Linked DNA regions of Mus musculus: regions 2, 3, 4 and 5 are each linked to region 1. Evidence: chromatin loops called from intact Hi-C (ENCODE). Cell type or tissue: heart. All regions are shown on one strand.

Region 1 (5,000 bases):
AATTCTTACATATTTATTTTAAATTATTTAATATGTAATAATTATTTTCTTTAATAACATTTAATGTTTAATAATACTAATAATTTTTAAAAATACATTTTATTTCTTTCTTTGTTTGAGTGTTCCAGCTGCTCTACTGTGCCTTCACGTCCTGACATTCTATCTTCTACTTGCTCCATTCTCCTAAGGAAGGTTTTTCATTGAGTCTTCTCAATGTGCGCTAGGTTCACAAGAGAGCCACTGCGATGAAAATGAGAACACAGCCACTGGACTGAGTGATGCCCTTGCATGTACAGAAAACTTGCTACATCCCTTCAGCTTGCTAAGCCTTCCCGGAGGCCTTGAAGGAAGGACAAAGAGACCATAGTGCAGTTTGGTCTCTACCAAAATGCCACGGGTGACCTTGCAATACTCCCCAAGGGGTCCTCCCCTTCTTTACATAACAGCCATTTAAACTCAGCCTGTGGGTCTAGAATAGCCTTTAAAACATATGTCACCAGGCAGAGCTGTGTCTGGCTAGGGTCTGCTCTGGTCTGGTTCTCTCCACCAAGACTGGAGTCCTCACACAGTAAAAGCTGCTGCTGTCTGAAGGCGCCCCTTGTCCAGAACTGTGAGTGTCTCTAACAAATGAAATAATCAGGTTTCCAATTTTATCTCCATTTCATCCTGCATTTCCTTCAGTGTTTATACGTCTTTACTGAGTGCACCTCTCTGGTCCTAGAGAGTTCATTACTCCATTCAGCTTTTGTCTTTTCTTGGACCTCAGTCGGGACTTTATTCCTGTCCTCTTTTAGTGCATTCAAGGGGTTGTGACCTCTTAAACCCCCTTAAGCCTCAACAAGCAGACCTCAAGGCAGGAACCTGGAGGCAGGAATGGAAGCAGGGGCCACAGAGGAGTGCTGCTAACTGGCTTGTTTCCCATGGCTAGCTCCGTTTGCTTTTTCTTATAGCCCAGCACCACCTGGTTGGTTATATGACTAGAGTCAAGACAAGCTAGGAAGGACCATGCCCTACTGCTTCATCAACCTGCCCCTTCAGTATTCACACGGTAAGGACCACGTGTGCAAACAGACATACCCAAGCTTTTGACACTTCAACAGGATGTTGTCACCCACAAAGTTCACTCTTGAGAATCACATGATAGAGTTAAAACATACAAACAAACAAACAACACACACACACATACACACAAAACCATCATGTTTTAAGAAAGTTTACAATTTTGTATAGGGCTACATCCTAACTGTTTCCAGGAACATTGTGGCCCATGGGACATGCATGCAGGGTTCTAAGTACTCATATGCTCATGTTGATGACAACAGGACCCAACCGACCATAGGGTAGAAACAACAGTCGTGGTTGCTTGCTGTCTGGAAGAATTACACAGCGACTGCTGTGTGCTCAGGACCCCACATTCTTCAGCTTTAAGAAGGAGTTAATTAGTGTCAGCCTCCCAGTTGCCATGTGAGGAAGACATTGAGAGTCCAGAGCCAGCCTCATCCCTATGTTCTAGCTCCACAAGCACAGAGGACGCTTGGGTCCTGACGACTGCAAGCATCAGACATTAGCAAGGACAGTAGGAGTCCCATCACTAGCAGAGAACACAAAACTCCCCCCAGGAGGTCAACCTAGAGGCCTGTGGAGCCTTGGTCAGTAAGCATACAAGCACAGTGGCGCCATGACAGGAAGGCTTGCCCCCGTGCGTGGGAACCCTGGCCCTACTACAGGAGTCTGGGCATGTGAGAGATCACCAAGGGGCCGTGAATAGTGAGGGGCAGCTCATCTCAGGAGCCTTTGAAAGATGAATGAGGATGAGAACGCCTGTGTCCTGGTGACACAGAGAGGTGTTCATGAAGTAGTGACAGTTATCAAAGAGAGGAGGAGGAGGAGGAGGAGGAGGAGGAGGAGGAGGAGGAGGATGGAGGAAGACTATGGGTCACCAGCAAAGGCAGCTGGTGGAGACAGAAAGTGTACCAGGCACAGTGAAGAGGAAAAGAGGTCACGATGCTAAAAGAATAGGGCAGACAGGAGAGGACAAATCTGTGTATCACATGCAGGGCGTGGAGCAGAGACTGGGAATGCGGATCTCTGTGCTGTGTCTGTTCCCTGTGAGGCCAGACAATGAGCCCTGAAGTTGATGTCTAGAGGCAGAGCCGTTGAGCGTGTAGAAGTAGAGAAATGTAACTTAAGGGTTGTAGTGGCTGAGCAGGGGTATTGTGAGGGAAAGGGAGCCTGTGAGGAAGAGAGTAGTGCGGAGTGAGGGCGTGGGTAGGCGTGTTTAAGGTGTGCTTTTGTATCTGGAGAAGCTGGTGCGAGCTAGGTGCCGGTTGCCTAGCGAGATGAGGGTGCAATGAGGTTTCGTGGGTGTTGGATTTTTAGTGGGCATGGGTACTTTATCTCATTCGGTAGCTGGTCTTTTCTTGGCGAGAAAAAAAAAATGTGTAGACCAGGCTGTCCTCGAACTCCAGATCCTCCTGCCTCTGCCTCCTTCAGCAAATCCTACCGGCCTGCGCCACCAGTACCGGCGGTTGTTCTAGCTCTTTCAAACATATTTAACTACGATCTATCATGACGTCACTAGCCCCGCCCATGGAGGAGGAGTCCGGAGCCTTAGTTGCAGTACTACGCCCTACCTTCCCGCCACCCAAACCTTAGCATTAAACAGGACTCACCAACACTCCCGAACTCATGGCCACCACCCCTTTCTCCAAGGATTCATTGCCTCAAAAGCCCTGAAGGCGCTTCTCGCTCCCTGCCGGTCTTCCCGGGAAGCGCACTCCCTCACCCTCAGGCAGCTCTGTATTCAGTCTCAACTGAGACCATTGTAAAACATCTTCAAGATTCACGCAGCCTCTTTTGCCTATTCCCGTGTCTCTGGACAGTACTTTGATGTCACAACCAAGAAGTCACCACATACAACGACATTAGTATTTTCCTCTATGTTTTGCTATCGAAATTTTAGAATGTTAGAGTTTTGTTTATCTCTTTAACTCATTCAGATTTAATTTTTGTACATGGTAAACAGTAAGACCTAAATCTGTCATTCAGTTTTTCCATCATTCGCTCAATAGACTGTAGTTGCTGTCGTCCCCCTGGACCCTGCCCCCCATGGTGTGGTTTTGGTAACCTTGTGAAAACCATGTTACCATTACGTGAACATTTAATATTCATTGCTCTCTATTTTTCACTTTGACCTATTTTTCCTCTATGTCAGTATCTCATATTTACTTCATTATTATAGGTTACTAGTGTGTTTTCAAATAAGCCCACAGCTTTGTACATATTTGAAGTGTTTTGAACGATTCAACTCCCATGCAGTTCTAGAAGACATTATTAGTGTTTGATAGGGAATGCTTTGAACCTGTAGATCACTGTTAGTCTGACCATCTCAACAATATTCCTCATTCAACTCATTAACCCAAGACGCCATTTATTAGTGTTTGCTTTAACTTCATGCAGCAATGTTTTCTGACTCTCATTATGTGAAACATTCCCATTTATAATTTGGTTTATTCCTAAATTATTCAGTCTGTTTCCTGGTATTGTTAGTGGAATTATTTAAGCTTTCCCCTAACATTGCTCATTGTTGGTGATGTATACTGGTGACTGTAATGATTTAAATAAGAAATGTCCTGCACAGTCTTGAGCATTTGAACACTGGATTTAGGAGGTGTGGCCTTGCTGGAAGAGTATGTCACATGTCACTGGGGACAGGCTTTGAGACTGTAAGGTCCCGCCTTACTTCCAGTTGTCTCTCTCTGTTTCCTGCTTGTGCTTCAAGATTTGAGCTCTTAGCATCCTGTTCCAGCCATCATGCCTGCTTGCTGGCTCTGCCCTGCTAATATAGATTCTAATCTTTTGGAAATATAAGCCAAAATTAACTCTTTCTTTTATAGATTGCCTTGGACATGATGTTTTATACTGAAAGACTCCTAGAGGAGCCCCTCGCTCAGGCCTCGGGACAGTAGTGGACACCCAAGAACTCACGATAGACCAAGGTTGATGTAAACCACATGAGGCTTTATTCAGGGAAAGCCAGAGCTCTGGGGACAACTCGTATCCCACGCAGGGGTAGAGGAGTTGACCCCGAGGGGAAAGAGGTCCCAGTTTTTATAGGCCCTCAGGGGAGAAAGGAGTAAGAGGAGTAGGGGATTTCCAGATCTAAACAATGTCTATTCTCAAGAAATGGGTATGGGAGGGGTACAAGGAAAGAGTCTGGTGCAGGTGTAACAACTCAGGATTGGCCGAGCTGTGGTTGCTGGGGAGATTTTCTGACTCTTCCCCAGCAACCAATATAGCAAACACCTGGCAATGGGCTTCATCAGTGGGCACACACATGGGTTCAAGGAATGGTCAAAACATTGGCAGACACACAGGTTCCAGGAGTGGCCAGAGCACTGTGCACCTCTATTTTTCTAAATCAGTGAAGCTAGTTCTGCTAACAGTGACATCTATCTTGCCAATTTCAGGGCTTCTGTGACCTTTTACATTCTGTCAGGATCTTTCAATCCCAGCATCAGAAAAGTAAATGATATAGTGGCCAATTTCTGCATTGGACAGAAATCGAGGATGTGGACCTATTTAGAAATAGTTCTTTGTGAAGAATCCAGTCTGCGTTGCCAGGAAATCGCAGTTCAGTTCACTCACGTCAGCAGTGGCAGCTCAATCCACTCACAAACACCACTACAGATCTGCAATGACAGCGCAATCCAGAAAAAACTGCAAGGTTCTGAGCAAAGAGGGGCAAGGTGAACCAACACCAGACAGCACTGTCAGCGAAGACCAGCAACGGCAAAGCCCAACATGTCCAGCAAAGAGTGGCAAGGTGAACTAATACCTTGTAATACCTTGTCCTTGTAATACCACTCAGTGTTGCCCACTGTCTGTTGGGTCATATTTATGCCCATCCCAGACACCATGTGTTCTCTCAAGTGTCTGCTCTAGCAAAACATCGCATGCCCCTTTCCCAGACAGCTTCCAAAAAATACCACGTGTCTGTT
Region 2 (5,000 bases), 340 kb before region 1:
TTAGGCTAAGGGTTTATCAAATTGAAATCAGTCTTTGTCTCCATTCCCAAAGCTCCAATTGTCTGGGGACTACTAATCATATTTTATTGGTAGTGTTGAGACAGTGTTTCACTCTGTAGCCTTGGGTGGCCTAGAATCTGCTGTGTAGAGCAGGCTGAACTGGCAGTGGCACTCCTGCCTCTGCCTCTTTAGTGCTGGGATTACAGACATGTACCATCATGCTTAGCTACAATCCCCACAACACCCCCTCTTTGAGAATGGCTGTGGGGAAAGAATGCAAGGCCGCACACGTTCTAGATTAGTGCCCTTCCACTGGGCTACACTCTCAGACTATAACTGCACTTATATGGACCATGTGGTACAACTGATCACTTGTTAACTAGTCAATTTTCTCAACCTCTTCCATGCCCCCACCCCATGCAAAGTTCTTCAGGTGGCTTTGAAACAATCACATTTGCTTTGTCTTTTAAAATAGCACTGGATCAACACCTCCACTATATGGTAATATTTTGGTAATATATGGTAATATTTTGCTTTTCATACTTGCCTTTAATAACAAGTTTAAATCAAAAACCCAAGTTTGATCCCTGGACAGAATCCATGTGGTTGGTGGATGAGAGAACCAACTCCTATAAATTGTCCTTTGACCTCTACACCTGTCCTGTGGCTGTGAGCGTGTGTATGTATATGTGTGTGTGCTTGCCCTGTCACTTAAACATGCAAATAAAGCAAGCGTAATTTACAAATTATTGAGTATGGGGGATGAAACGGTTCAGAGAGGGGCTTAGTGGTTTAGAACTCTTACTAGTTTGCTCCCCAACATCCACATGACAGCTCACAACTATTTGTGCCTTCAGAGTTCCCATTTTAGACAAACAAAATAAGGAAAGCATAAATGACAGTTGAACCTCTCTCTGTATCTGTGGGGCATTGATCATAGGAACTCTGTGAATACTCAAATCAAGTGCCTTATATCAAACCATACAGTAGCATTTACACATTATCTCAACTACATTTTAGTTCTTTTTTTTTTTTTTTCTTTTTTGGTTTTTCAAGACATGGTTTCTGGGTAGCTCTGGCTGTCCTAGAACTGGCTCTGTAGATGAGACTAGACTAGAACTCAGATATCTGCCTGCCCTTGCTTTCCGAATGCTGGGACGAAAGACATGCATCATCCCATCCAGCTTAATTCTTATTCTTTTATTTATTTTTGTGGTACTGAGAATTCAATCCAGGGCTTTGTTCATAGTCAGGCAAGTGTTTGGTAGCTACATCCCCAGGCTGCTACCATATACTTTAAATCGTCTCAAGGGCTAAATACAGACCCATACTGCATATACTTTGGTCAGTGGTAGGCTCCATATATCAGGATAAATACATTCAGGTTTGTGTAAGCATACACTATAATGTTAGGACAGGGGGCTGGTGAGATGGCTCAATGGGTAAGAGCACTGGCTGCTCTTCTGAAGGTCCTGAGTTCAAATCCCAGCAACCACATGGTGGCTCACAATCACCTGTAATGAGATCTGACGCCCTCTTCTGGTGCATCTTAAGTCAGCTACAGTGAACTTATGTATAATAATAAATGAAGCTTTGGGCTGGAGCAAGCAGGGACTGAGCAAGCTGAGTTGACCAGAGCGAGCAGAGGTCCTAAAATTCAATCCCCAACAACCACATGAAGGCTCACAACCATCTGTACAGCTACAGTGTACTCACATACATAGAATCAATCAATCAATCAATCAATATTTTAAAAAAATGTTAGGACAGCAAAGTAACCCAATAATGCATCCCTCAAAGTATCCACCGTTAGGTTATGCAGGACTGAAGCTGCTGTGCTGTGCTGTTTAGGTAATGGTGTCAAGAAATGAAATCTGAAAGCTGGGTGTGGTGGCGCACACCTTTAATCCCAGCACTGGGGAGGCAGAGGCAGGCGGATTTCTGAGTTCGAGGCCAGCCTGGTCTACAAAGTGAGTTCCAGGACAGCCAGGGCCATACAGAGAAACCCTGTCTCGAAAAAACCAAAAAAAAAAAAAAAAAAAAAAAGAAAGAAAGAAAGAAAGAAAGAAATCTGAACATACTAGGTACAGTCCCATTTTTTTTTTTTTTTAATATTTCCTATGGTAGGCCTGGCGGCGGGGGTGGGGTGGGGCTGCTAATACTGTTAACACTAACAGTTCCAGAGCCTTAACTGTGTGCCTGTCATCGTTCTACCTGCTTAATGTGCATTTATTTATTTAAATGACGAGAAAAGCATCAACTGCCTAGGAAAGAAAAAAAGTAGGTAGAAATTGCTTTTGTATTTCAACGAAGAGGTAACACTACAAAGTCGCCAGACACCTGAGTCAATTCTGGGTAGGCACAGTAGAAGCCTCGCATGGTCCACACTGATTATGGGGTATCTGCGGTAGGTTGGAGGCAGCAGAGATATCTACCGGTTAATTCCAGTGTAGGAGCAATACAACAGTGTGGCAATAGCAGCCAAGAGTGTGGGCAAGCATGGTAGCATGGGGAATGGGGGGGGGGGGAGGGAAAGCTATAGGTAGAGGGATATTATTAAATGCAATTTACAGGTTAAAAAATGGGCTTTGAAATGTAAAGATGTTTTGCAAGGGAATTGCGGCTACGAAAGGAAATAACGCGGGAAACAGGCTTTTACAACCTCCTATCCTGACAATCACTGAACTGTGCAAGAGAACCAACAACCTGTCTTCTTAAAATTAATGATAAAAAAATAAAATATGGCTGGAGTGATGACTCAGCGATAGGACATTAGCTCTTCCAGAGGAATGGGGTTTAATCCCCAGCAGTGGCAGCTCACAAATGTCTCTAACGCCAGTTCTAGGGGACCCAGCGTTCCTCTTCTGGCTTTTACGGGCACTGCTCACACACGGTACACAGACACACATGCAAGCAAAACACTCTACACATAAATTTTAAAGCTAAAACAAAAAATAACTACTAGAGGCTCTGGCCCAACTAAGCCTCCTGCAGTGACGGTCTCAGAGCGATACTGTCAATCAAAATTTTCTGTTCCGCACGCCATGTTGACTCCAGTGCGCAAGCGCACAACACGCCATCGTGTCGTTCCCACCACCCCCATCTCGCTCCGCCCAAATGCAGTGGTTTGCAGTGCGCATGCACTCACCGCGTCGTTATCCACGTCTCCGAGGCAGATGGCGTGCGGGAAGAGACTCCCGCTGAAATCCAGCGCCACGCGCTGCACATAACTAACCGACCTCATGGCACTCTGGAGGGCTGAGGTGCCGGGCCACTGCACCAAAACGACCCCCGAGCCCTCAGGACAGCCGTGCACGCGTGTCAGGCCACCGAACCGGAAGTCTACGTCACCGCTTAAGCCTTGAGTTCCGGCTTTCTTCCCCTAACCTTAGGGGAGGAGGCGGGCCTTCCGTGCCAGGAGCTGACTTGATACCTGGGGCTTGACCTTTTTCTCTGAGGGGGATTCAGACCATCCCTCGGGTCATAGTAATAGCCGTCATAATTAACAGCTTTGTTTTCCAACAATTTTTATGAAATTCCCTAATGGAGTTGTCAACGCAATGTAGTGGATTACAACCCACGTTAAAAAAAAAACAAAAACAAAACTTAAGGGGCCAAAAATAGAGCTCAGCAATTAAGAGCACTGGCTGCTTGCTCTTGTAGAGGACCCTGGGAAGATTCCTAGCCCCGACATGGTGCTCGCACCCATCCATCTGTAATTCCAGTTCTAAGAAGTCCGACGCCAGACAACCTCTTCTGGCTTCCCAGGCACCTAGGTGATGCACACATACACATGTAGCAGGAGAGCCACCACAAAGATTTTAAAAATATGAAAACAGACAAAGAGAAAAAGATCTAAGTAGTAAATCGTGTTATTTTGTTAAAGCCTTGTTTTGGGGATATATATATATATATATATATACCCTGGATTATAATGAAAAAATTATGCTGTGTACTTTATGGGCAGCAGTTTGAAAAATACCTATTGCAAAGCACACCTTACATGTATTATTTAATCAGCAAAATTATGTAAGCTTTATTGTTTCTTCAGGTGAGGAAACCATGTTCATCAAGATTGAGTAACTTTGCAGAAAGTGGTAGACGTGAGATTCAAACCAAGATGTCTGATGTAAAATGTTAGAGCTCTTTTGTCACTATTGCAGTTCCCATGGAAGTGAAGGCTGCTGGGATTCTGGACCCGAGGCATGATGTAGCCCCACCCCAGCACAAAGAGACCTGTTTCTAGTGGCCTTACTCTAGTTTAGGTGGGGCCATTATTCTCATGACTGGGGCTGCTTGGGATACTTTCCCTGATAAACCAGGTTCTGCCTTTCTTCTGAGATGTGATCAAGGCAACAGGAGTGTTAGTTAAACTACATGTGGTAGTGCTCGCCTGTAATTCTAGCACCTGGGAGGCAGAGGCAGGAGGATCAAGAGATCAGTATCAGCCTTGGCTGTGTAATTCTATGTCAGCTTTGGTTACATGAGACCCCATCTCCAACAAAAAGTCAATAAAAACAAAAGACACTCGATAGAAATTCCTGTAGTCCTGGCGCTAGGGACGCAGAGGCAGCAGTTCAGGATTATTGTCAATCACATGCAGTCTGAGGCCAGCCTGAAACACACTGAGACTCTCTTAAGGAGGAAAACCCTTTAGTTTTACATGTGCAAGCTAATCTACATTTGGCTTCTCATCTTAGGGGGTGCTGGACCAGAGATGTCCTACGTTCTATGTCAAAGGTGGTGAAAGAAGTCTGAGATGAGAGACCTTTCTACCCTAGAGGAAAGGATGGATTTGGTTTTCGTGGCTCTGACAGCTCAAAGTAGAAAGGAAAAAGGCACTGCAGATCCATTCCCAGTTACCAGTCCCTGTTACTGGTAGTGAGCTGTGGGGATGGCTACAACCCTTAGAAGGTCTAAGTCACCTGGGTATACCCGGTGCTATAAACTCACCTGCTGTCATCTCGTTCTATTAGGGAGAAAACAGAACCAAACTTAAA
Region 3 (5,000 bases), 330 kb before region 1:
TCCCCAAAGATAGACACTGCACTACACCCAAGCAGAATCTGAACACCTCTAGAAAGAGGACCAGGGGACAAGCAGGGCGGTGTTGTTCTTAGGACATTAAAAGATCTCTCAACCCTGCAACACAGTTCAAGAAGCAAGGGAAGCGCTGGATCGATGAGGCGGTTAAGGAGGAACTGGTCTGTCCCACAAGAGGAGAAGGAAACACAGGATGGGTAACATATGGGTTCTTGGCCATTCCTTCTTGTTTTGTTTTGTTTTTTGTTTTTTTTTTTTTCGAGGAAGGGTTTCTCTCTATAGCCCTGGCTGTCCTGGAACTCACTCTGTAGACCAGGCTGACCTCGGAACTCAGAAATCCGCCTGCCTCTGCCTCCCGAGTGCTGGGATTAAAGGCGTGCGCCACCACGCCCGGCTGTGGCCATTCCTTCTTAAGCTTCCTTCTGGTGGCCTTTTCTTTTGTGAGGGCTAGTTTGTGCTTTTTTGCCAAGGCTGGCTTGAACTACTACTGGCTCAAGGCTTGCCTCAATCTCTGGTCGCTGGAAACATAGGTAAGCAGTGCTGAGCCCAGCTCCAGCTTGGCTGGGAACGTCACTTTTTCTTGTGACAGCTGCTATCAACTTCGGAGCCTATCTATCCTGCCAACCCACTAACCAAGCCTACCTTTTCCCAGGTCAAAGGAGAATTTGTCCTTGCGGTCCAGACTGGAGTCAAACTTTGTGCCATCTAGCAGCCAGCCAGTGTAGTGGACAAAGACTCGGTCCCCGATCATGGGTGTCTCTGTGCCTGTACCCTCTCTCTTGATGACCTGGGGGGGAGGGGAAGAGAAGGTGAGTACCTAAGGATGTGGGCAGAAGGGCCCCAACTGCCCATAAGCCCCCCAAAGACACATACTGGATGGACTCGGCTGCACCCACTGCCCCCTGCTTCTTTTCAGCAGGTCCGAGAGCTTAGTCTTCAAATGATGGATACCAGTGATTAGCTTAGATTCAACTAACCTCCCTAGCCATCTCCCTCCAGGTCTTGCTTTAGAGAACTGCATATAATTTGGGTTCAAGTTTTGTCTATGGTTTTGGACAAGTTGCTAAACTATCCAGAACTTATCGGTCAGGCATTGAGGACAACCCCTATCCTCCAGAGGTGTTTGGGGGAAAACAAAAATAAAAACAAAAACCTGATAGAAAGTAGTGGATCACCAGATCAGGGTCTGGTTTGAATAGAAAGGAACAGGAGTAATGAAAAGAAAAAGATCCCCTCAAAACTGGGAAAAAGGAAGGACCAGATTACAGCCGAGCACAAAGGCTCTGTATCAGGCGCTGGAAACTACATGTGGGAAGGGAAACTACCTGTCTGGCAAGCCAAGGAGTCCTTTATCTCTCCTGCGTGTATAGGCAGGCGTCTATTTCTGCTTAACATTCTTATATATGGTGACCCCATAGGAGAGCCAATAGGTAGATATGGAACCCATCCTCTAAGGCTTCCTTGATAAGAATGTACAGGGCCCCGCGAAGGAATGGAGGATAAAAGAGGAACAGACCCCGTCTGGGAATCAGAACCTAGCGCAAAGGAGAAAGGGCCACATGTTCACGGGGAGCAGCAAGAGTTGAGGTAAAAAGCCAGGAGCATTTCTGGACCAACGAGGCTCCCTAAGGTCTCTGGTTTGCACAAGCCACACACACTAGAAACTGAGCAATGGGACTCACGGAGGAGAAACAATGGATGCAGGGAGACATGCAATGCAGGTTAGGATTTCACCGTCCTGGACTGCTGGCAGAACCTGCTCTGAAACGGCGTCCATTGTCCCGACCCGGGTCAGGGCGCCCTCCCCCTCGCTCCTCGGGCTATTTGCAGTCAGGCGATTAGTGAGCCGCTGGCTCTAAGGCAATGCACCTCCCCCCATGGCCAGCACCCAGTACCCCCCAACTCAGAAAGACTCAGGAGGGGCAGGCGAGGAACTACAGGTCCCGGCATGCATCGCTCTCGCTCTCCCCGGGCCGAGAAAGGGGGCACAGCATGGCCGAGCCCGTGACCTCGCTGGATCTCGGCGATTGCAAAAGGGGCGCAGAAAGGCACAAAGGGCTTTGGGCCAGGAACCTGCTCCCGGGAGCCGTTTCAGGTCCTAGCTAATGTTTAACTTTCAAGTGGGCGAGCCCTGGCGCACCTTCGTCCAGGTGGACGGCGCACGCTGCGGCCGAGGGGTTCCCGGGAGGCGAGGCCTGAGTCCCTCGGCGCGCCCGAGCCTCGTGCACCCCGCCCGGGCCCCCTGGCAGCGGCTCTCGCGCTCCGCTCCGCCCCTCTCAGCCGCACAGTGCAGCCGGATCGAGTTGGCGTTGCAGTGGGGGCTTCTTCCCGGACCCGGGCCGCACCCTCCGGAGCGTGCAGCCGCCGTGCCGTTTTCAGGGCTGCAGCCTGCGCAGGGAAGACGAATCCCCCCCATCCTCCGGCCGCGGTACCCCCAAGGCCCATGAGCCTGCAGCCGAGGACTCCGCGGCCCCTCACCTTGAGCACGCCCTCGTCCTGTTTGGGGCTGATGTCCACTCCTTCGAGAGGCAGGGGCGCCGACTGCGCCCCGTTCTCCGCCGCCTTCATCTCCTCGGCGGTCATGGCCGCTGGGCGCACCGTTGGCTGCGAGAGTGTGGCAAGCGCGAGCACGGCACTCTGGCCGCCGACCGGAGTGAGCGACGGGGCGGCGTGCGGCGGAAGGCGGCGCTGCCCACCTCGAACCGCGCTCCAGGCTCGCGCACCCGGCTATCCGCGCGCTCGCCGGCGGCGGCCGAGTGGGGTGACGCCGAGGGGCGGGCCTGGCGCGGCCCGGCCTGCAATTGGTCCCCTCCGCCTCGGGGGCGGGGCAGGGAGGAGCGGCACGAGCGGGCTGCAAAGGGGCGGGAGCGGAGAACTTTCTAGAGAAGCGGTTAAACGGGTTGAGGCTCTTGGACTGAGGGTACTGGAGTGGTTTGGTTTTTTTGTTTGTTTGTGTCGTTTTTGTTAAGATTTGCTTTTCTGGTTGATGGCCCCTAGGAGTGCCCTCCTCCTACACCAGGACCTCTGGGATCACAATCTTCCCTATGTCGTTCCGCCCCACCCCCACCCTTACCCCACCCCTCTGCCCGCGTCTAAGCGATTTTTCCAGATCCTTCTCTATCCTCAGGACTCCAAGTGGCGAGCCTCCCAAGTCCGGGCCTGCCTCGTGGCCGGCCCTGCTCACCCAGGCCCACAGCGGAATAGCTGGAGACAGGCAGTCAGATGTGAAGTGGCAAAGATCGGCCTCCCGTGATTGTGCCACAGATGCCCATGGTTCCAGGCGTGGGCACCTGAGCAGTGTGGGAAAGAGAGGTCGAGGGATTGAAAGTGTGGGCCCCGTAGGGACAGTTTCAGCCCAGGTGCACAGATCGGACACAACTTTGCCCTCCCTGCAGCCTGGCAGGCCCACCGCAAAAATGCCATGAGCAGATTTATAAGAGCCATAGACTTGTAAGTGGAGGTACGTGTGTTAAAATTCCTTTTCTCCCACCATACTAATCAGCCTTTTTTGGTTAGTACTGGCACACAAAATGGTTTCAGCTCACGCGAAAAAAAAATTTTTTCCCCCTTCCCCCTCTTTACTAAAGGTGAATAGGAAGGAAGGTTTTCTCAACCTGCTCGCTGCTCCTATGAGATGCCTGTGGAGTTCTGAGTCTGTGTGGCTAAAACCATGAAGTTCTGATTACCGGAACAGTGCTGGCTTGATGGAAGATCTGTCTGGAGAGGTCCTGACTCTGCCCAGCAGTTTAGTACCCAGTTATACAGCCTGGTGAGTGCTATCAGACCTGCCTATTGTATTATTGGCTTTGCGAGTTTTCATTCCAGTGTAATGAACTTTTTGTCTCTGTGTGCCCAGCATGGTGCTGTTCGTGGTCCAACGCAAGTGATGGCGTTTAAGTAGGCAATAAGCTAGTTATTATATGGTGCCTGCGAGATGGCTCAGTGGATGTTGGTGCTTTTGAAAGTCTTTAGACCTGGGTTTTATCCCTAACACCCACAGTATTGAGAAAACCCCTTCAAAGTTGTCTTTTGACATCCACACTTGTGCCCTATTATCCCTCCCAAAGAAGTGAAATAATAATAACCCTTATTATGATGGTTTAAGTATATTAGGTATTTTATTGTAGTCCCTTCTGATGGAACCAAACAAATGGGTTGTAGAAGTAAGCTACTCTTTCCAGCAATTTATAGTCTCATGAGTTTAACCATGGTCTGATTTGTTAGGTGGCTAGAGACACTGCCAGAGAATATGTGGGGTGTGTGTGTGGCTACTCTGGTAGTGAAGGCTCTTGGTAGTGAATGGAGCCTTTGTATACCACTGCCTTGCACATGGTACTTATCTTTCTGGTGCTCACATAGGTACCTGCTGATTATGGTCTTTGGGTGTTATCTGGCACAGCAAGTTGTGATGGAGAAAGTATTAGCAGTGAGTTTGTGTCTCTTCCCTGAGAACAGCATTGTTGGAGGCCTAACTCCTTTGATCTCATGAGCACCTCCCAGTGGAGCACTCAGCACCAGCACTCAGTGCCTGCAGACTGCGGGCACAAAGTTACCTAAGGTTATGATAGACAGCTCTTATTGGTTAGCAATAAGCAAAGGGTTGGCTCACCTTGCAGTATAGCTGTCAAAACTGGGGCAGGTTTTGTCTGTGAGTCCTGTCAATAGGGTGACCCAGTGGTTACAAAGGAGGGAATGTTCCGGTGTGTCTAGTGCAGCACTTGGCTTCCAGTGGTAAGTGGATAGGTGATGGCCACTGCTATAATGTGATGTGTGTGGGGATGGCGGTGAGCATGAAACACTGCAGTAAGGGCATGGAGCACTGTAGTAAGGGCATGGAGCACTGCAGTAGGAGCATGGAGCACTACAGTAGGAACATGGAGCACTGCAGTAAGGGCATGGAGCACTGCAGAAGGAGCATGGAGCACTGCAGTAGGAGCATGGAGCACTGTAGTAAGGGCATGGAGCACTGCAGTAGGAACATGGAG
Region 4 (5,000 bases), 470 kb after region 1:
AGACCCTGAACAGCAAGGAAACAGCCAACTCTCCTAAGACTGGACCAACATCCCCCTACCCATTTTCCTAGGCTTCCCAGAGATACATTGCACCAAAGTCAGCAGGGAGTAGCTAAAGAACATGACGACCCTACTCCTGCTCCATGATCACCTCTTTCTAAGTTTTCCTTTTTAAATTGAACCAAAACGGGAGAGAGGGTAGGAAGAATTGTTAGCATTTAGTCTAGGCTCTGCCCCTCAGGTACTTGGCAACAGCCAGGTGTGCCTGACTTACTATAAAAGAGGCTGCTTGACCCCTCCTCACTTTCTCTCCCAATTCCTCTCCCCGTTCTCTCTCCCTGCATACTCATGGCTGGCCTCTTCTCTCTCTCTCTCTCTCTCTCTCTCTCTCTCTCTCTCTCTCTGCCTTTTTTTCAACTCCCCTCCCCATGCCCTAAATAAACTCTATTCTATACTATACTGTCGTCCTGTGGCTGGTACCGCAGAGGGGGAAGGTCCCTCAGAGGCACCCCCTTCCCCAACACCTTACCTCACCTCCATTGAACATATCCCTGCCTTTTCCTATCTTTTTATAAAACACAACTGGTGTCATACCCAGAGTGTTGTGAGTGCTAGATCAGCACTCTATCTCAGAGCTCTATTCCTGACCCTCTTTATAGGAGGCATTTTAAGAAAGGTTCTCACTGGGTTGTCGAACAGACCTTGAACTCACTCTGTAGCTAAGGCAAGCCACACCTAAATAATTTTCTTATAGTATATTTGGAAGCAAATCCATTTGAATTCCTGACAATAGGCCTTTGTGATAAAAGGGCATCAAGAGTTATTATTACCCTTTTAATAGATCCATTGAATTAAATGCCTGAGAAATTTTCTGGCACAGAGGAAGAGGAAGAGGAGGAGGAGGAGGAGGAGGAGGAGGAGGAGGAGGAGGAGGAGGTGGTGGTGTAATTGAGGTCAAGTTTATGGAAGGAACAATAAACCAATGAGGAAGAAGCACAGAGAATTCTGTTTCAGAGTAATATGGGGTAAAGTTACTTGGTAAAGGACATTGTGACAACTTTCTGATGATATAACAAAGCACCCAAGATGGCCAACTTATGAAGAGAAGAGGCTCATTTTTGGTGGTAGTAGTTGCATAAGTTTCAGACTATGGCTGGTTGGCCCAATTGCTTCTGGGCCCGTGTTAAGGTTACACACAAGAATGGGGTTGGGGAGGTTTTAGGGGAGATCAGAACTGCCCACCCCTGTAAAGAAATGAAAGGAAAAGGGCAACAGAGTCACATAATCTTCCAAAACTATAGTCCTGGTGTCAATGGGCATCCTTGAAGAGAAGTTATGTCTTCAAAGATTGGCAGATAAGAAGTGGGAATGTTGCTCCTCATTTCCTTTAGCTCTGAATTCCTAGACCATGTTTGTGTTGAACTACCACATCCTGTGATTAAGGGGGAAAGACTTTTGGAATACCAAAAGACTTAGCAGTCAACTAGCCTCCCCAGGCTAACAATGTCATCAGATAGTGTGCGAAGCCTCGAGGAGAGATTGCTGTTCCCTGCCTCTCTCATGTTCCTACCAGTGTATTTTAAACTCACATTGATTTGTGGCATCCTTAAACATCATAGAACTGTTTCCACGTTGGAATATGGAATGTGGAGTAACCTAAATCTATGTTCCTGGGCCATAGTCACTCAAAATGGTTTCCCAGTAAACTACCTCTTCTTCCCTTTAGGGTGAGAGCTGTCGTTTGCACAGTCACCAGTGACTTAGTTTACTTCCAGTAAGTCCCAGATCTTTAAGTTCCTGCTCTTTCCCAACCAACAGTGTCACAGGCTGCCTAGCAAGACACATAGGCCTCAGGGAGACATTTAGTATTCAAACCTTAGCCAATGTTATTTGGAAACTATTTGATCCACTTAAAAAACAAAACAACAAAAGACAAACAACACAGAGATTAGCTTTCTACAGAATTTATTATTCTAACAAAGTTACAGGTGATTAAAGGCAAGTCAACTTCTCAGTTTGGTGGCTGACATTCATTCCTTCGATCCATTTAAAATTATTCTCAGGTAGATGAGAAAAAGCAGAAGAAGAGAAGAATGAGAGACACCCTCCAAGCTTTGTATGCAAGGGACTACCCATTTTATTTCCAGAAGCAGGAAGATTCAATCATGGAAGTTCTCTACAAAATAGGGAAATCCTGTTTCGGGAAACGTGGAATTCAGCTGCCACAGGAGGAAGTGTCTCTGATCACAGGACTATAAGCAGAACTGCAAAGCCTGCAGCATAGGACAGATTTGCAAGACAGCTCATCAGGAAGCTGTGCTAACACGCATTTTGTTAGTCAAATATGGGCAGAGGCGTATCTAGGCGGTTTTTACTGGAAAGTACCGACCTTAAGCAGAAATCAGGAACTAACAGCCGCAAGTATTGGCAGCAGTGTCTGGAACGTTAAGCCAGGGCTGTTTAACCATGTCAGGTGGTCCTACATCAATGACAATTAAGGTCGTGTTGGTTATGTCTAGTTGTTTTCATATTTCTTTATAAGGTATTATTTTTTTCCATTTTTTATTAGGTATTTAGCTCATTTACATTTCCAATGCTATACCAAAAGTCCCCCATACCCACCCACCCCCACTCCCCTACCCACCCACTCCCCCTTTTTGGCCCTGGCGTTCCCCTTTTTATAAGGTATTATTATTTGCTACTTTTTGTTTTGTTATAGAAGAGGATAACATAACTGCCAAATAAAATTGCCCTTGTAATGAAATCAGCACCATGGCCATCTTCAGCCCTGTATTAGAGTCATGAATTTGGACCACAGGTTGTTACAGCAGCAGCATATTTTTCTAAGTATATACCTAAAATTTATTCTTTGAACATGTCATATATAAGACACAATGTAGTGTATTCCCTCCAACTCTCCTATTTCTGTCTCTTATGCCTTGCCAGTTGCCCATTTTCCTCAGAACTGCACCTCTGAAGACCCTCCTCCTGGCGCCACTGCTGTTGTTAGTTCCTCAGCTAGAGGTGGGACCTCGGGTATCCCTCTCCCATCCAATCCCCAGGTTTTTCCTCAATTACGTTTGATTTCCCCTCCCCCAGACACCTTAGCAGCTTTCTCTATATTTTGATCTCTGAAGGACAAAGTTGATCTCCAGTCACCCTCTGCTGACCACATGCAAGTGTTCTGAGCAGACCCCCAATGAGGCGCACCTTCAACAAACCTGTGAAGAGTGTCAGAAGTAATTGTACCTCTGGTCTCTGGCTTCGTTCCCATCCTCGACACACCCGAGTTCCCACCTTGGAACCCATTATTCTCTGGGTCCCCCTTTTCACCAAAATTACAAACATTAGCATTTCCCCATCTGTCTCCACCCAACCTTGGCCCACAATCTCTTACACAACAGTGTAAGCAACGTTTGAAGAAGTACCATCTGTAAGGGGCAGAACACTTCTTTAAAACAAACAAATAAACAAACCGTAGCTGTTTTAGTTTTAGACTTAGAGAAGTGATTGAGGTAGTGCTGTCCCATCCCTTCCCACTGGCAAAACACGCTTGAGTTTTCTTGAAACTGATTCCTTTTGTCATAGCTTTCTTGTGTGTGTGTGTGTGTGTGCGTGTGCGTGTGCGTGTGCGTGCGCGTGCGTGCGCGTGCGTGTGCGTGTGTGTGTGTGTGTGCGCGTGTGTGCGTGTGTGTGTGTGTGTGTGTGCGTGTGCGTGTGTGCGTGTGTGCGTGCGTGTGTGCGTGTGTGCGTGCGTGCGTGCGTGCGTGTGTGTGTGTGTGTGTGTGTGTGTGTGTGCGCGTGTGTGCATGTGTGCACGTGTGCATGTGTGTTTGGTGAGTAGCTTGGTGGGTTTGACAGATTATGGTTATGGTTCTGTGGATGTTGTACGTGTTTTTCCTAGGGTGTTTTGCCACCCAGAATATCTCAATCTCACTTCCTTCTGTTGGGGGCCGGGGAAACAAAAGTTTCTGATCTAACAGCAGAAATAGCCAGCGTGGTTACCCACCTAGTTGCTGTTGAAAGGCAGGAAATGTTGCAGAACTCAGCCTTATTTTTCACTTTCTGCAGGTGGATGGGAGTGTTCAAGCCTCCAGGGTCTCTATAGTCCTTTATGTCCAACTGACCCCAGCACCCATTGTTAGCATTTTGTCTAAACTCTGCCCCCACAGTTACCTGGCAACAGCCAGGTGTGCCTGACTCACTATAAAAGGGGCTGCTTGCCCCTCCTCTCTCCCTCTTGCTCTTGCCTTCTTGCTCTGCTCTGTCCTCTCGTCCTGTCCCTCCCCCCACATTCCCCTTCCCTCTCTCTCCAAGTGCTCATGGCCAGCCCCTACTCCCTACTCTCCACCCCCACCCCCCCTACCCCCACCTTTCTCTGTCTCTACTACCATCTCAACTCCCCTCCCCATGCCCTGAATAAACTATTCCGTACTATACCATCCTGTAGCTGGTCCCTCAGGGGGAAGGGATGCCTTATCAAGGGCCTGCAGAGGCACCCCCTTCCCTAAACCTGACTACTTATTCACCAAACATATTTCTTTTCTCCTTATCTTTTTAGAAGTACAACACCCATTCTTTCCTTCAGGTCCCTACATACTGGTGCCACAGCCTGTGGGACAGGACTTGGAGGAGGAAGAAGAGATGTTTCTCAGCTCATTTGTGTACCCCCCCAGCCAGTTACCTAGAGCTACCCATTACCAATACAGAGAGCCTTGCTTATCCCTTCCACTGCCCAACAAGAGTAGAGAAAGAAGGCATTGACACAAGGAAAATGACTTCATGGAAAAAAAACAAAAATCCTCAATATGAAAAAAAAAAAAAATAGAGGACTTCTTCCACATAGCATGTTGGGATGGAAGCCCTCTGAGGGTGGGTGTCAGTGGGTAGGAAAAGGGTGGGGAGCAGGTTAGCAGCCATATTGTACGTTTCCTTCCTTGTCTCTGTCCAGAAGATGGAAATGGGCTCAGACACCCTGCAGATTCAGGAGGGGCTTACAA
Region 5 (5,000 bases), 500 kb after region 1:
TCTGCAGGAACTTGTACACATGAGTGTAAATAAATTATCTTCCAGCCCCACTCACTTAACAGTAATAAAATAAGTCTTAGAGAAAAAGTATACAAAAATCGCCATATGAAAGACCAACTCCAAGACTAACTGGAAATCACTGTTTAAGTTTTCTTTATATTGTAACAACTAAAAAATAAATTTTAAGGAGGGTGCCTTCACATGCCCATGTAGAAAACATAATTAAAATAAAAATGAACTTTTCATTGGAACATTTTAAAATCCACTTAAAGTTTAATACGAAAACTCGTGTTTCTTTTTGGCCTTTGGCCTTGGGATATTTTTCTAATGATTGGCACTGAGTCTCTAAAACACAGTGATATATACATCTCCCATAGTGGTATATAGAGAAAGGATCTTGCCATTTAGATAGTCCCAAGGAAAACTGACATGACCATGTGTATGCTTGCTCACTCAAGAGTCAGACAACACAAAATACTGTTACCTGTGGAGGAGATGGCTCAGTGGTTAAGAATACATCATGATCTTTCGAAGAGCCAGAGTTCAGTTCCCAATAACACAGTGGGGCCACTCACAGCTACCAGTAACTACAGCTTGAGGGGCTATGATGCCCTCTTCTGGCTTCCATGGGTACTGCATGCATGCACACACACACACACACACACACACACACACCATCACTACCACCACCACCACCACCACCACCACCACCACCACCACCCCAGCTCTCTCTCCCCCAAATCTTATAACTTGCAGCCTGTGAAGGTAGTTATTCCTGGTTGATTTTCCACAGGACAACCCATCAGTATCAATTCGTTATCCATTTAGTAGAACCTATGAAGTAGAACTGCAAAATTGAGAGGCAAAGTGCAGCATAAAAAAATTCCAAGTAGAAGGACAAAAGGTGTTCAACCTCCATTGTAACGAATCAAGTGTAAACAATTTGAACAACAAATATATGTATATATCAACTCAATATTTTTAAAAAGGTAAAAGTATCAAATTTAGCAAGCATGTTGAGCCATGGGAACTCATATACTGCTCCTGTGAATGTGGATTGAAATAACCGCGTAAGAAATGTATTTAGCATTACCTGTTATAAATGAGCAAATTAGGACCATATAATACAGCTATAACACCAAAAGAAATTAGCATATACATATCCCTAAGGAACTGAACAGGAACAACAACAGAAGCATCATTTGAAATATTAAACACCAGAAACCAACCCACATATCTGTCAGCCTCTCTTAACCACACAAGAAAGTACTATGTGACAATGTACAATATGCTAATAACACAGGATGAGTATGTGTAGTGTATAAGGTAAACAACCTTTAATTACCATGGTAATATGTTACTATGGTGGCATGCATAGCCACATTTATATTTAATATCAAGCAACAGATAATTTCATTACATCCATTGCTTTTAATTGACAGCAATGTAGTTTACATTTTCACACACATAAATGTTCTTTACTATCATATGATGTGCATGGAAATGCCATAAAGTAACTAGCTGATCATGGGTGAACACACAATGCCAGTCACATATACAGACTGAAATCATGTTGCTGAAGGGAAGGACCCTGGGGTATCTGCTGCATGATTTCGTGTGTCTAGAATATGCATAAATAAAAACGTAATCTTAAAAAACCATCACTTCAAAGCCCTTTCTACTTAAGGTGAAAACATTTGAAATTTATCCTCTTTGCAATTTTGAAACATACACATATCATTATGACCCATAGTCACCAACAAAGTTTTAGTTTTCTTTTATGTGTATGTGAGCATGCATGTGTGGAGGTTTGAAGAGAGTTTTCAGGAGTTGATTCTTTCCACCATTTGGCTCTTATTCACAAATATAGTGTTTCTTCTGCTAAATAGGTCTAGGGCATTGAGCTTAACTCATTAGGCTTGGCAGATCATCACTTTTACCTGCTGAGCCATGATCACCAACAGATAAATCATGTTTCACATAGAAACATACTTAAAATAAAAGTGCAGTGGCTCTATGTCACCACTAGAGAGCTCTGCAGTAAGGGTGTTGTATTGGGTTGAAAACAAACTCCTCTTTAATATTGGTAATTTGTCACTGGAAAGTACATGTGAGCTTTGAATAATGAAATTATTACATATAAGGGATCTATATTTGTGTTGGTTTAAATTAAACATATTCTTATGACTGACAACACTTGAAGTTACTAAGAAACAGAAAATTATCACTTTGGGAAAAATACAGTATATAAAATATAAAGATATTTTGTACACGTATCGTAGAATAGGAGGCCTAATCTTTCACTGTCAGAGATTAAGGCTAGCAGGTAACTTTCTTGAAGATGGCCCACCATTTTTTTTTTTTTTTTTTTTTTTTTTTTTGGCATGGCCTACAATGCGTGAGCTCTGAGAGGTAAGGTGTCAGGATTGCTTCTTGAAGCTGATATGCCTTTCCTGTCACCATTACACAGCTTAACAATTCCTGGTCATTATCCCACCTTATTGAGAAAATTTCCTGCAGACCAATATAAAGATGAACATTCATGAATTAATGGTGTTTAGATGAGTTAATGGTTTTACAGAATTCAAGATTTGATTCAAGTAATTTTAGGAAAAAAGTTTTTTTGGGAGGTTTAACTTGATCGATTTTAAATTTATTACTATTACTTATTCACTTTTGTTCGGGACCCACTTGAAGACCAAGCTGCACTTCTGCTACATATGTACGAGGGGCCTAGGTCCAACCCATGCATATTCTTTGGTTGATGGTTGAGTCTCTGAGAGTCCCAAGGGTTCAGGTTAGTTGACTCTGTTTGTCTTCCTGTGGCACTACTATCCCCTCAAAGACTGCAATCCTTCTTCCTATTCTTCTATAAAAGTCCCCAAGCTCTACCCTCTGGCGGTGGATATTATCTCTATCTGTCTGAGTCAGCTGCTGGGTGGAGCCTCTCAGAGGACAGCCATGCTAGACTCCTGTTTGCATTACAACAGAGTATCATTAATAGTGTCAGGGATTGGTTATTGCCCGTGGGATAGATCTCTAGTTGGACAGTTATTGGTTGGCTGTTCTCAGTCTCGGCTCTATCACCAATTCCTGCATTTCCTGTAGATAGGAAAAGTGTTGGGTCAAAAGTTTGTGGGTGGGTTGGTGTCCCTATTGCTCCCCCATGGTTCCTGCCTAGCCACAAGAGGCAGCCTCCCTAGGCTCCATATTCCTAATGCTATGAATCACAGCTAAGGACACCACCACTGATTCTTGGGTGCCTCCCCTATTACAAGTCTCTGTCTCTTCCTGGAAATGCCCCCTACCTAGTCCACCCCCCATCAGTTGCAAATTACCATTCATTCTCATGGCCATCCAGCCATCCTCTTGCCCTGACCCTAGACTTCTCCACTTCCCTCCTGATCCCCTCTCCCACCCAGTTCCCTCTCTCCATATGCCTTCCATGACTATTCCACTCCCCCTTCCAAGTGAGACTTAAGCATCCTCATTTGTGCCTTCCTTCCTGTCCAGCCTCCTTAAGTCTGTGGAATGTAGCATGAGTACTCTGCACTTCATGGCTAATATCCACTTATAAGTAGATACATACCATGCATGTGCTTTTGGGACCTGGTTACCTCACTCAGGATAAGATTCTCAAGTTCCATCCATTTGCCTGCAAAATTCATGATGTCTTTTTTTTTTTTTTTTCCTTAGCTGAATAGTAGTAGTCCATTGTGTAGATGTACCACCTTTTCTTTATCTATTCTTCAATTGAAGGTCATTTAGGTTGTTCCCATCTCCAGAACACCAACAGCTCAGGTTCCAAGATCAGCAACTGATAAGTGGAACTTCAGGAAACTGCAAAGTTTCTGTAAGGCAAAGTACACTGTTGCAAATGAAGTACTGCTTTGAACTTATCAACATCCGTCTATAGCTCCCATTTTATGTAACATCTTATATATGAGGTAATTTTCTGAAGAACTTTTGTCTAAGAAGGTATGAAATAAGGTTGTTGGCTTGGGAGGCTCTGCCCCATCCATCTGTCCATTCATCCAGTTGTGGTGTGTGTGGTGTGTGTGTGTGTGTGTGTGTATGTGTGTGTGTGTGTGTGTGTGTGTGTGTGTGTGTGTACACATATACATGTGTAGGAATATGCAAGCATGCGTGAATACTAGTGGAGTTGATTGAGACAGATGACCATGCCTAACCAAAATACATGTGTGTGTAAATGTGTGTATGTCTATGCATATTTAAATGTGTAAAGGATTTTAATTATTTTCCTTTATTTTTAATATTTTATATATGAGGTAATTCTTTCTTACATAGATTACTTTTTGTCTAAAAGCTATAAGAAGCTGAAAGCAATAAAAGAAAGGTGGTGTAACTGTTTTCTGTTTCACTCAGTATGTGTGTGTGTGTGTGTGTGTGTGAGTGACTCTTTTCCTTTCCTTTCTTCTCTCTCTGGCTCAAAAAGAGTTAGCAAGCCTCTCACCCGGCGAGCAAGGGCTCCTTTGAGTGAGATAGAAGGGAACCCTAACAATTAAGCTTTCTCTCTCTTTTTTTCCCCCTAATCTTATGATGCTAACAGAAAGTGTTTATTACCAGAAACCAATGGCTTTTGGCCTTAAAATAGCAAAGAATTATTGACAGAAGGATTGCCAAAGATAAATAAACTTCGGTCTCTCCACTGACTCCATATCCCTTGGCTGCCTTTTTCAAAGAACTGGTGCCATTGGAGGCCACTGGTACAGGAACACTTGTGGAGTTGATGAGACAAATGGTGGGGTCCAGCTTGTGTGTGTGTGTGAGTCTGTGTGTATGTGTATATGAATGTGTGTATACCTATGCATATTGCCTGTGTAAAAGATTTTATTTTCTTCTCTTGTCTAAGTAGTCCACAAAGAGTTAACAAGCTCAGAGCTTCTTGTCTGGCCAGCAAGAGACTCCTGGCTGGCTGACCAGGGAAAGGAGCCCTAGCAAGAGATCCTTTACTTAATTCTCCACTGCTAAACATTGTT

The links. A loop is a pair of places that touch in the nucleus more often than their neighbours do. Peaks named below come from ENCODE experiments on the same cell type or tissue, not always from the same donor. Only the 100,000 strongest peaks of a DNase experiment are listed, where the experiment ranks them.
Region 2: it touches region 1 in a loop (2.9-fold over the local background); 3 of 42 quality-filtered maps call a loop at or near these places.
Region 3: a loop joins it to region 1, with 2.4 times the contacts of the local background. A loop is called at or near these places in 3 of 42 quality-filtered maps.
Region 4: a loop joins it to region 1, with 3 times the contacts of the local background. A loop is called at or near these places in 3 of 42 quality-filtered maps.
Region 5: it touches region 1 in a loop (2.9-fold over the local background); 3 of 42 quality-filtered maps call a loop at or near these places.

What each region holds. Positions count from the first base shown.
Region 1 is chr6:128,761,698-128,766,697 of GRCm38, forward strand. No RefSeq gene overlaps it. Among named protein-coding and RNA genes, the nearest start is that of Klrb1c, 24 kb to the right of the region's middle. In heart, a CTCF peak has its summit at 2,753; DNase peaks (open chromatin) are centred at 1,774 and 2,664; H3K4me3 peaks cover 1,398 bases; H3K27ac peaks cover 362 bases.
Region 2 is chr6:128,421,570-128,426,569 of GRCm38, forward strand. It overlaps Itfg2 (integrin alpha FG-GAP repeat containing 2), which reads right to left and starts at 3,341. Exons shown (of 12, transcript NM_133927.1): 1 at 3,149-3,341. The coding sequence starts at 3,244. In heart, no CTCF peak of the experiment used is centred here; a DNase peak (open chromatin) is centred at 3,112; H3K4me3 peaks cover 1,714 bases; H3K27ac peaks cover 1,683 bases.
Region 3 is chr6:128,435,913-128,440,912 of GRCm38, forward strand. It overlaps Fkbp4 (FK506 binding protein 4), which reads right to left and starts at 2,744. Exons shown (of 10, transcript NM_010219.4): 1 at 2,494-2,744; 2 at 658-802. The coding sequence starts at 2,598. It overlaps Gm10069 (predicted gene 10069), which reads left to right and starts at 2,845. Exons shown (of 5, transcript NR_028593.1): 1 at 2,845-3,475; 2 at 3,603-3,784. In heart, a CTCF peak has its summit at 2,707; DNase peaks (open chromatin) are centred at 1,929, 2,219, 2,809, 3,209 and 1 weaker place; H3K4me3 peaks cover 3,228 bases; H3K27ac peaks cover 2,766 bases.
Region 4 is chr6:129,230,675-129,235,674 of GRCm38, forward strand. It overlaps 2310001H17Rik (RIKEN cDNA 2310001H17 gene), which reads right to left. Exons shown (of 4, transcript NR_040268.1): 3 at 2,390-2,479; 4 at 1,949-2,273. Among named protein-coding and RNA genes, the nearest start is that of 2310001H17Rik, 5.3 kb to the right of the region's middle. In heart, no CTCF peak of the experiment used is centred here; a DNase peak (open chromatin) is centred at 2,337.
Region 5 is chr6:129,258,216-129,263,215 of GRCm38, forward strand. No RefSeq gene overlaps it. Among named protein-coding and RNA genes, the nearest start is that of Cd69, 15 kb to the right of the region's middle. In heart, a CTCF peak has its summit at 2,029; no DNase peak of the experiment used is centred here.